Linked DNA regions of Mus musculus: region 1 is linked to region 2. The links are chromatin contacts, found by Hi-C or POLR2A ChIA-PET in ENCODE. All regions are on one chromosome and are shown on one strand. Each heading gives the region's core, a stretch centred on a gene start or an enhancer-like site at or near the end of the contact. The rest is flanking DNA. Distances are from core to core; before and after follow the strand shown. Region 1 overlaps Ak2 (adenylate kinase 2). Region 2 holds the start of Azin2 (antizyme inhibitor 2).

Region 1 (4,734 bases), core at 110-2,609, 50 kb before region 2:
TTTTATTGGTTCCCAGAGGTGTGACTCTCCAAGCGCACAAAGGCGCACAAAGTTCTGCTACCTCTCCAAAGGCTTGGAGAGGTAGCAGAACTTACCTTTGCAGGGCTGAGGACAATCCACACAGACCCTCCCACACAGCACACATTCTCTATGCATTAAATTACGGGTTAAGGAAATACAAATAAAGAGAACGGTGTATGCAATCTTAGTGGTTTGGGATTTCTAAGGGACCTTCTGGTAAACAATCCTCAGCCCAGCTCCCGATGCCCAGGAAGGCAAGATTTCCCCAGTGCCTGTCTTCTCTTTCTCTGAACTCCCTTGTCCCTTGCTAGCCACACTGACCCATAGGACATCCGGTGCAGAAGTAGTGAGCCTGTGAGCACACCTGATGACAGGGACCATTTTACTCTCCACCAGGGGGAAGAAAGGCTGGCTAGACATGGCGAAGGAGCTCCTCCTGAAATGTGATGCGCCAAGCCGGTCTTCTAAGGCTGCTCCTTGTCCTGCTCTGGTACTGGTGTACACTGTACATATGAGATCCTAAGAGGTGACACATAATCCTGGTCTTTACAACTGGCAGGGACAGAGAGAGTTCTTGCTGGGAGGACCTTCTTAGTACACAGCTGCACACATCACTGATCATTTCAGCAATGTCACAGGGTCAAACCCATGCTGGAGAGAGCACTTCAACTGGGCCTGTTGTGAACTATTCACCGGTAAAGCAGGCAGCGGGGGTGTCCACTGCAGAACGTCTCAGTGAGGGTGACAGGAATTGAGCAGGTGATGAGGCCTGTGCGGTATTTCCATCTCAGTCTGTCTTTAGCACTCCTGATACAATGAAGTCACTAAGACCAAAGGCAGTACATATAGTCTTTGCTCGGTTTGTCCTTTTTAGCCACGCCATTTCCCAGTTCGGTCTGACAGATATTTTATTCTTAGTTGTACATGACAACCAAGAAAAGCCAAAAAACTTTCAGACATTCATACAGCCAAGAATGCAACAATCTGAAGAAAGCAGACTTGCTGACATCTCAAGGCAACACCAGAGGTGGGGCACAAGGAGCAAGGGTGGGGAGCGGGGCTGGCTCAGTGAGCACAGAACTTCATATGCCAGAGTCACAAGATGCCTGAAGAGCAGTGGTGTTCACTCTGGTTTCGGGAAGAGCAGCCATTTCTGAGAAACCTCACTAGCAGGGCTCTTGTCCAAGAGCAAAAGCTTCTGTCTACACCAGTGGCTGAGGTCCACTCTTGCTCGGAAGTAAACGGATTTCAAACAGGACACACAAAGGCAACCAAGGGTGCTAAACAGCGGCCGCTGGGAAGGTGGCCAGCGATGTGACTTACTCATAGAAGCACACACAGGCTTGCCAGGCTGCAGACTGCTGTCCGTTCCTAATTATCCAGCCCAGCAGGAAGCAGATAGCTGTCTGTATGTTCTGACCCGACGTTTATCTGATGCCTGCTGTGGTAGGCACTGAGCCAGGGGCTGGGTTTTTTTGTTTTTTTTTTTTTTTTTTACAGACTTTAAGGCCATAAGACAGCAACACCAAGGCTCTTTTTCAGATGAGACGGGAACGAAGTATGTGACTGACTAACCACTGGGGTTTGTCATCCACCACAGAGGCCGACAGCTGCAAGGGTGCTTAGGCGTGCACACGTGTACTTCCCAGGACAGCGAGCTAACCATGAGAACCAGCTTTAAAGTCGGGGCCAGAGTTCAACATCTTTTTTTTTTTTTGGTTTTGTAGTCAATCCAGAATTCCTCAAAAAACTCCACAACAGGGATACAAATTTTCAACATATTTTATTGACTCAGGGGCCAAACATGGCAGCATTTGGTCAGTTATGAAAGGCACCTCATTGAGAAATACATCACAGTGTTGTCGGGCAATCCCAGTCCCAGGAGGTGAGGGGGACAATCCTTGGATGACTTAGCTTAAGACATTTTAGCTTTTCCCCCAACCCTTCCCTGTAGAGGACTGAAGCCGGGGCTTTACAGAGCCAGGCACACACACGCCACTGAGCTACACTCCTAGGCCTTGTTCAGTTATCTAAAAGGGTCCCGTGGATGAATGAAGGCAAGGTTTTAAGACTAGGGAGTGCTGAGTGGCTGAAGGCTTTGTCACTAGAGCAAGCAACTCTGAAGTCTTAAGTGTGGGATCTGTTTCCCCTTGCTCCCCACAATTCCAGGAGAGATGGTCTGCTGAGCGGCACCCATAACCTCACACCCCGTCTCTTCCATCCGCGCAGGTCAGTCTTCTCGCTTTATGGAGTGGGGAGCCCCCGGCAGTCAGCAGCCCCCTCCTCTGCACGGGATGCACAGGCCCAGCCTGACTGCTGTGCTCTGGGCCTGGGGATCCATGAGGTTCTTATGTAGAAGCTGAGGTCTCTTAGAGAGCATTAGCTTTGTGGTCCAGAGAAAAGCAGAGGCTGACTGCTTAAAAATAATACCATGTCTCCTTATCTGCACCAATGCACTCCAATCACAGTTTTTTTTTTTTTTTAAATTAATCTTTTCCCTTGCTTATACTTTAAAAATTCTCATCTATGTGTAAAAAAAAAAAACCTTACTAATTATAACACTGCCACTGTTCCAATCTTCTCTCGAGGAGCCCCTCCCCACCTCCCTCACCATCCATCCATCCTTCCTTCCCATGACCACCCTCTTCCCTCTGCCCAGCACCTAAGAGCAGGGATCCCACGGCGGGGAGATGAGCAGGGGTGCGGTCTCGCCTGGCCTTCTGTTACTAGGCTGAAATAGAGAGGAAACAACAAAGAACAAAATGGGTTTTTTAAAAAACAAACAAACAAACAAACATCAGGGAAGACTGGCATGCAACCAGACGCATCAAATCCTGGACATTCTCTGCCAGCTTTCTGAAAGCTCTCAGGCCTGCTGAGGCTACAACTCTGCAGTTAAAGCAAAAACACAATCCTGACCACCACCAGCGAGCAGGTTTTCCAGCTCTTACCTGAAGCCCAAATGTCACATGCCATTTGGTATATGTGCACACATGTGTGTGTGTAATATGTGTGTGTATATATGTGTATATACACATATATACACACACATATGTATATGGACAGGTGGCAAATGCCTGTGCAGAGATCAGTCACATTCAATCAGCAACTGCTCAGGGGCCTGGACTTAGAGGTCAAGCGTTTCCAGCTGCTCTAGGTCAGGAAAAGTCAACTGTGGGATGCAGAGCCACCCCTCCAGAGAAAGTCCCGCACAGAGCCAACCCTCTGCTCCAGAGCAAGTCCTGCCCAGGGCCACCCCTCCAGAGCAAGTCCTGCCCGGAGCCACCCCTCCAGAGAAAGAGCATGCATTCCTGCAGGCCCAGATGACAGTTTTGCTTTCATTCCTCTCCCTGTCCATTCCCAGCAGTCATGTGCTTTCCAGAAGCACACAAGGCCAGACTGGGTTTCGGTTAAGAGCAGACAGAATTAGCTTAAAGCCAGGGAAACAAGGCAGGGCAGTGGCAGCAGACACTTGGAGGCCAAAAGGGAAGCAGAGGGCCACGTACCCAGGAGCTTCCATGTGGAGACAAGCCCTCTGACAGATTCAGACAGTAGGAGAGCTCAGCCAGATGGGGACCAAGCACTTTAGAGTCAGTAGGAGGTTATGCTGCGGCAGGCGGCATTATTTACTGGCCACATCACTGACTTTCTAATGGCTTTTCCAGAGGCTGAAGGCTTTGAGGTCTCGTCACAGCAGCCCACTAATTTATCTGTTACAAAGCAACCAGAGACCAAAAGGCACAGAGCACAGACCATAGGACACTCATAATTATGGGAGCTAAGGTTACAAACAGAAACTTGTAATGGTCATAGGTGGTCTTGTTTTGGGGTATCGCTAGCCATCATAAAATATGGGGTAAAGGGTTAAATTTGAAAGGGATACATCTGATTTGGGTTTTATACCTCGTGTTTAAATAAATTTCTGATGGGAATGAATCCAAAGAGATTATCCCCAGTCACTGTTTGGCTCACCCCTGGAAACAGGCAAACAAAACAAACCTCCCTAAGTGGGTCTATCTGGGGAAACAGTCGTGGCCCTTCTCTGTTACCTAGCTCGACGTTCAGAGACAACCTGCACCCCAAAGGACCTTCTACCTGGCACAATTCTTTGACAACAGCTCACTGTGCAAAGGGAAGTCCCATGTTGTCTGAACTTTACAGCACCGTGATGTGGAACACAGAAACAGTCCAACCTCATCACTCTTCCATGTGGATGTCCTGTCCTAGCAGCCAGTGTCTGGAATGCGTAATGTCTTTTAAATTCCATTTAAGGGGAAAAAATTAATGATCCTATGCACCCACTGACTTGAGGTTTTTTGTTTCCTGTCAAGAATGTATATCAGGAACCATGACACTGCCTGACTTACACATGTGACCCCAGACGTGGGAGTCAGCTGCTTGTGGTAAGTACTATGAGGATTTGGAACTGGGGTGCCTGGCAGATAAGAGTGTGGCTAAGAGAGAGAGAGAGAGAGAGAGAGAGAGAGAGAGAGAGAGAGAGAGAGTGAGTGTGTGTGTGTGTGTGTGTGTGTAGCTAACAGCACAGGCTGCACAGGGAAGAAAATCTACTAAAACACATCTTGTTTAAAAAATGTTATAATGAAGCTGGACATAGAGGCGCACTCAGGCGGCAGAGACAGGCAGATCTTAGGAGTTCGAAACCAGTCTGATATAGCAAGTTCCAGGACAGATGGAGGTACACAGAAACCAGCT
Region 2 (4,104 bases), core at 179-2,678:
CTGAGCCATCTCTCCAACCCTACCAAGGGTTTTCTTAAAATTTGTAATTTTTTTTCTTGTTTTTTTGAGACAGGATTTCTCTGTGTAGCTCTGGTAGTAGATCTCTGTGTAGAATAGGCTGGCTTCGAACTAAGAGATTTGCTGGGATTAAAGCTATGGGCCACCATGCCTGGCTTAAAACTTGTAAACTCTTTTTTTTTTTTTTTTTTTTTTTCCGAGACAGGGTTTCTCTGTATAGCCCTGGCTGTCCTGGAACTCACTTTGTAGACAAGGCTGACCTCGAACTCAGAAATCCGCCTGCCTCTGCCTCCCAAGTGCTGGGATTAAAGGCGTGCGCCACCACATCCGGCTAAAACTTGCAAACTCTTAACGTAGTATACATAACAGGTACAACAGGGCATTAATCATATGTGTATAACTCAAGGAGCGCGCGCGCGCACACACACACACACACACACACACACACACACACACACCTGTAACCATTACCAAGCACCGGAAAGGTTCCATTCTGTCTCTTCCCAGTCAGCAGCCACATGCGCAGAGACAAGCAGCATTCGGACTTCTACCCGGAGAACTCTTGAATTAGCTTCTGAGCAACACCCTGCGCATGCTAAGCACTCCAAGGAGCCCGGCTCTCAGTCCCTGCCCTTGGAGTGCACAAAGCTGAGATGTTTTATCAGGCAAAAAAAAAAAAAAGGAAAGCAGGTGCGGGTATCTCAGCAACTGATATTAAGGCTCAAGGGAAGGAGGGGAGGGGTCAGACAGAGACAAGGACTGTGAGTCCCATTGCGTTTCGGGGCCAGGGATGGTCCGATAGAGGAAGATATTACACTGGACTCTGATGGATGAACAGGGATTTGTGTATAGAAGAGGAGACATGCTTTGAGTCGAAGCCACATTTCACCAGAGTCTTGTGGATTCTGAGAATGAAGGCATCACCCCGAGCTCGTGAAGCCACAAAAATTCTATTTGAATACATTTTAGCTGGCATTTGAGTTGGGAGTTTAAAATGCCTAGAAGAGGCGATTAAGTAAAAGGTCATATTACAAAATAAGACAGGAGAGGTTTGGGCTCCAAGGGCGGAGCCAGAACTTCACCAGGGGAGGAGCAGGGGGCCATCGACTTCAGCCAGGGACAGAAAAGTTTTCCGGAGTCACTTTTTGAGACGCAGGACGCAGGATCTGCGGCTCAGACCACGTAGACGCCTAGGATTCGAAGGATTTCCCCGCGTGGACCTCCGCGGACATCAGTCAGCCAGCTTGCTTAGCTGCGCAGCTTTGCGGAGCAGCCTCGCAGGGCTGAATGCTTTATGTCCGAATCGACCAATGGGCTGGCGGCACCCGGTTGCCCTGGCTACGGAGCAGGCAGGGGCGGGGCCAGGGCACCGGGGCGGGGCTAGGGCGGGGCTTATATAAGCGAGCGGCGGGCGCAAGGCGGGGCGTGGGGTCGGTGGCTGCTGGGCGCGCGGGGCGCAGGCCGCGGGGCCGGAGCCGGGGGGAGCGAGCGAGCGGAGGCGCCGAGGATCCGATTCACTCGCTGGGGAGACCTATGGGCCGAAGCCGTGTAAATGCGTTTTAAGGCGAGTGCAGGAGATGGCTGGGGGGGAGCCTCGGGGAGCGGGCGTCCTCGGCTTTGGGCGCTGACCCTTCCCCCGGCCCCCCTTGCCTCCTCTCAGCAGGGGCCTCGGCTCCGCAATTGCCACTCCTCCTCGGGGTGTTGCACAAGTTTCGAGGTCACCGGCGACCCCCCCTAGCAGCGCGCCTGGCTCTGGCCCCCGCGAAGGAGGACGGGGCTTGGTAAGGAGGCCTGGGGTTGGGGTGCGGGACCCCCGCCCTGCACTTGAGAGAGCCGTCCCGCGGACAGAACCCACCCGTGGCTCATAGAGCATTCTTAGTGTGTCAGGACCAACCTTTTATAAATGGGGAAACTGACCCAAGGTCATGAAGCAGAGAGCCGACTCGAACTCAAGCTCACGGGTTTTGTTTTTTTTTTTTTTGGCCCTTTAGGTAGGTGTAGTCTGGACTGGAGAAATCCTTCAATTGGAAGGAGACTTCCCCAACTAGGTTTCTCAGATCTGTCCCCACATTTTTTTTCTTCCAATTTCAAATTTCAGAACTGGAAAAGAACTCCAAACCAATCCCATTTAACAGATGGGGGTAATTGAGGCTCTAGCAGACATAACTTCACCATTCCCAGCGAACCTCGGCTTCTCAGGCTTGGGCAAGGGCACAGAACATGACTGGGCAGGGACCGTAGGCCTGGGGAGGTGAGGGATGCAGCCTGTTCCCCAGCGGTTTCCTCCATCTCCCTCTCCCCACAGTGTGTTGCATACTTTCTAAGGCGGTGGCCAAGGCAGCCAGCGGTGCTCCAAGGCAGCGGTTTCCTCCAGCCCCTGGGCTCCTCCTGCTCAGCATGGCTGGCTATCTGAGTGAATCGGACTTTGTGATGGTGGAGGAGGGCTTCAGCACCCGGGATCTGCTGGAGGAGCTCACTCTGGGGGCCTCCCAGGCCACCTCGGTGAGGGGATGGAAATGGGTGTGGGTTGGTTGCCTGTCCTCTTCTCTGTAGGAGACCTCCCATTCTCTCGGTATTGGTATTTGTTTACTTGATATTTACTAGATTGTCCCCTTTATCTCCAATTCTTGGTCCTTGCCCCCACATCTGCCCTCCCTGTGTTTCCTGACTTGAGAAAAGAACAGTATCTCCACCTTCACGGTCTCCCCAGCACTCCAGGTGGGAACTTCGGAGTACCTGCCTTTTGCGCTCTCCCCTTCTACACTCAGGCATACCCAGCTCCAGGAACTTCACGGGAGAACCTCCCTTGTGGTTGGTCCTCTTCTCTCCGAAGCCCCCAGGACCTTCTCCTGTTTCTCCCACCTGCTGCAAGTCTCCGGAACAGAATCCCACAACAGCTCCCCACTGCCCCAGGACCCCCAGCCGCACTTCCGGCTTCATGCTCAGGCTTGCGCTCTGCTCAGTTAGAGCAGAGTCGCTGTGTATGTGAGGTGCTGTTTCACTGGGCCTTTGCTGGGCTTGTCTTCAGGGTTCCCTCCCTCTACGGTTGCCTTTTTCCTGATTTGCTTCTGGCTGGCTCTGTATTCTCTGCCTCCAGGGCCACTCACTTATTCTGTAGAGTCCCATATAGCATTTATTAAAGGGACTTGTAACTACTTAAGGGCGGTTTCTCTCCAGATCCAAGCCCTTTCAAGGTCTTTGGCCTCTGCCTCAATTATTATGTTGGACAACACCGAATGGGTATCCATTAAAAAAAAAAAAAAGAAGTTGCAGGAAGAGGAAAATGAGTCCCAGGAAGGGTTTACCACAGCCTCAACCATGTCTGTGAGGATCAGGCATGGCTTGCAAGTGGGAAGAGCACTTGCATGACATTGGCAGTGGGCTGTACGCCACGGTATCTGCCTTTTGTGGAGCAGATAGCTGTATATATAGGTCTGCTGCTTTAAAAGGACATGCAGAATGCAGCCAGAGCATTAAATGTTATGGGTTAAAACCTATTTTGCATAACACATATATTTTATATATAACTATGTATAACCATACATATATATGTGTATGTATGTATATATGTATTTATAAGTGTGGGGGTAGCATTTAGGGTGAATGACAGGAAATTGAGAACCTGCCAGACCTGGCAGGGGGCATGGTGGGAACACAGGAGGCTTGGGATGGGAAAGAGTAGACAGTCTGTATAGTTGGCATTAGCTGGACTGAGAGGAGGGACTGACTAGAGCTGGTCACACACAGCCTTAAGTGTCAGCCCTAGATTGCCTTCCGTCCTGGAGGACATGGGAGCCTCAGAAAGCTACAGCAGGGTGCTGGTGTCCGGTCTCCGGAAGGACTGTGGACAGCCAGCAGGCACAGGGAGGGAGCTGGGTCTCACATCCGTTCGCCTCTTGCTGTGCAGGGCAAGGTGGCTGCCTTCTTCGTGGCCGACCTGGGTGCTGTAGTGAGGAAGCACTTCTGCTTTCTGAAGCACCTGCCTCGAGTCCGGCCTTTTTATGCTGTCGGGTGCAACAGCAGCCTGGGCGTGCTGAAGGTTCTAGCCGAACTGGGGCTGGGCTTCAGCTGTGCCAACAAGGTGAG

Evidence for each region. A loop is a pair of places that touch in the nucleus more often than their neighbours do. ChIA-PET counts read pairs that join two places held with the same protein, here RNA polymerase II (POLR2A).
Region 1: POLR2A ChIA-PET joins it to region 2 with 13 read pairs in Patski. The contact joins the enhancer-like site here to the promoter of Azin2 in region 2. A Hi-C loop is called at or near these places in 2 of 37 maps with a recorded cell type or tissue (left cerebral cortex and v-Abl transformed pro-B cells). POLR2A ChIA-PET finds 5 or more read pairs at or near these places in 3 of 5 experiments (Patski and embryonic stem cell).

The regions. Positions count from the first base shown.
Region 1 is chr4:129,008,581-129,013,314 of GRCm38, reverse strand. Ak2 (adenylate kinase 2) reads right to left here. Exons shown (of 7, transcript NM_016895.4): 7 at 1,786-2,752. The coding sequence ends at 2,748. Among named protein-coding and RNA genes, the nearest start is that of Ak2, 18 kb to the right of the region's middle. Within about 2 kb of position 1,359, at least 1 of the 3 ENCODE cell types and tissues checked has a DNase peak (open chromatin) inside an H3K27ac peak, as active enhancers do.
Region 2 is chr4:128,959,779-128,963,882 of GRCm38, reverse strand. It overlaps Azin2 (antizyme inhibitor 2), which reads left to right and starts at 1,428. Exons shown (of 11, transcript NM_172875.4): 1 at 1,428-1,582; 2 at 1,679-1,799; 3 at 2,324-2,520; 4 at 3,926-4,099. The coding sequence starts at 2,416.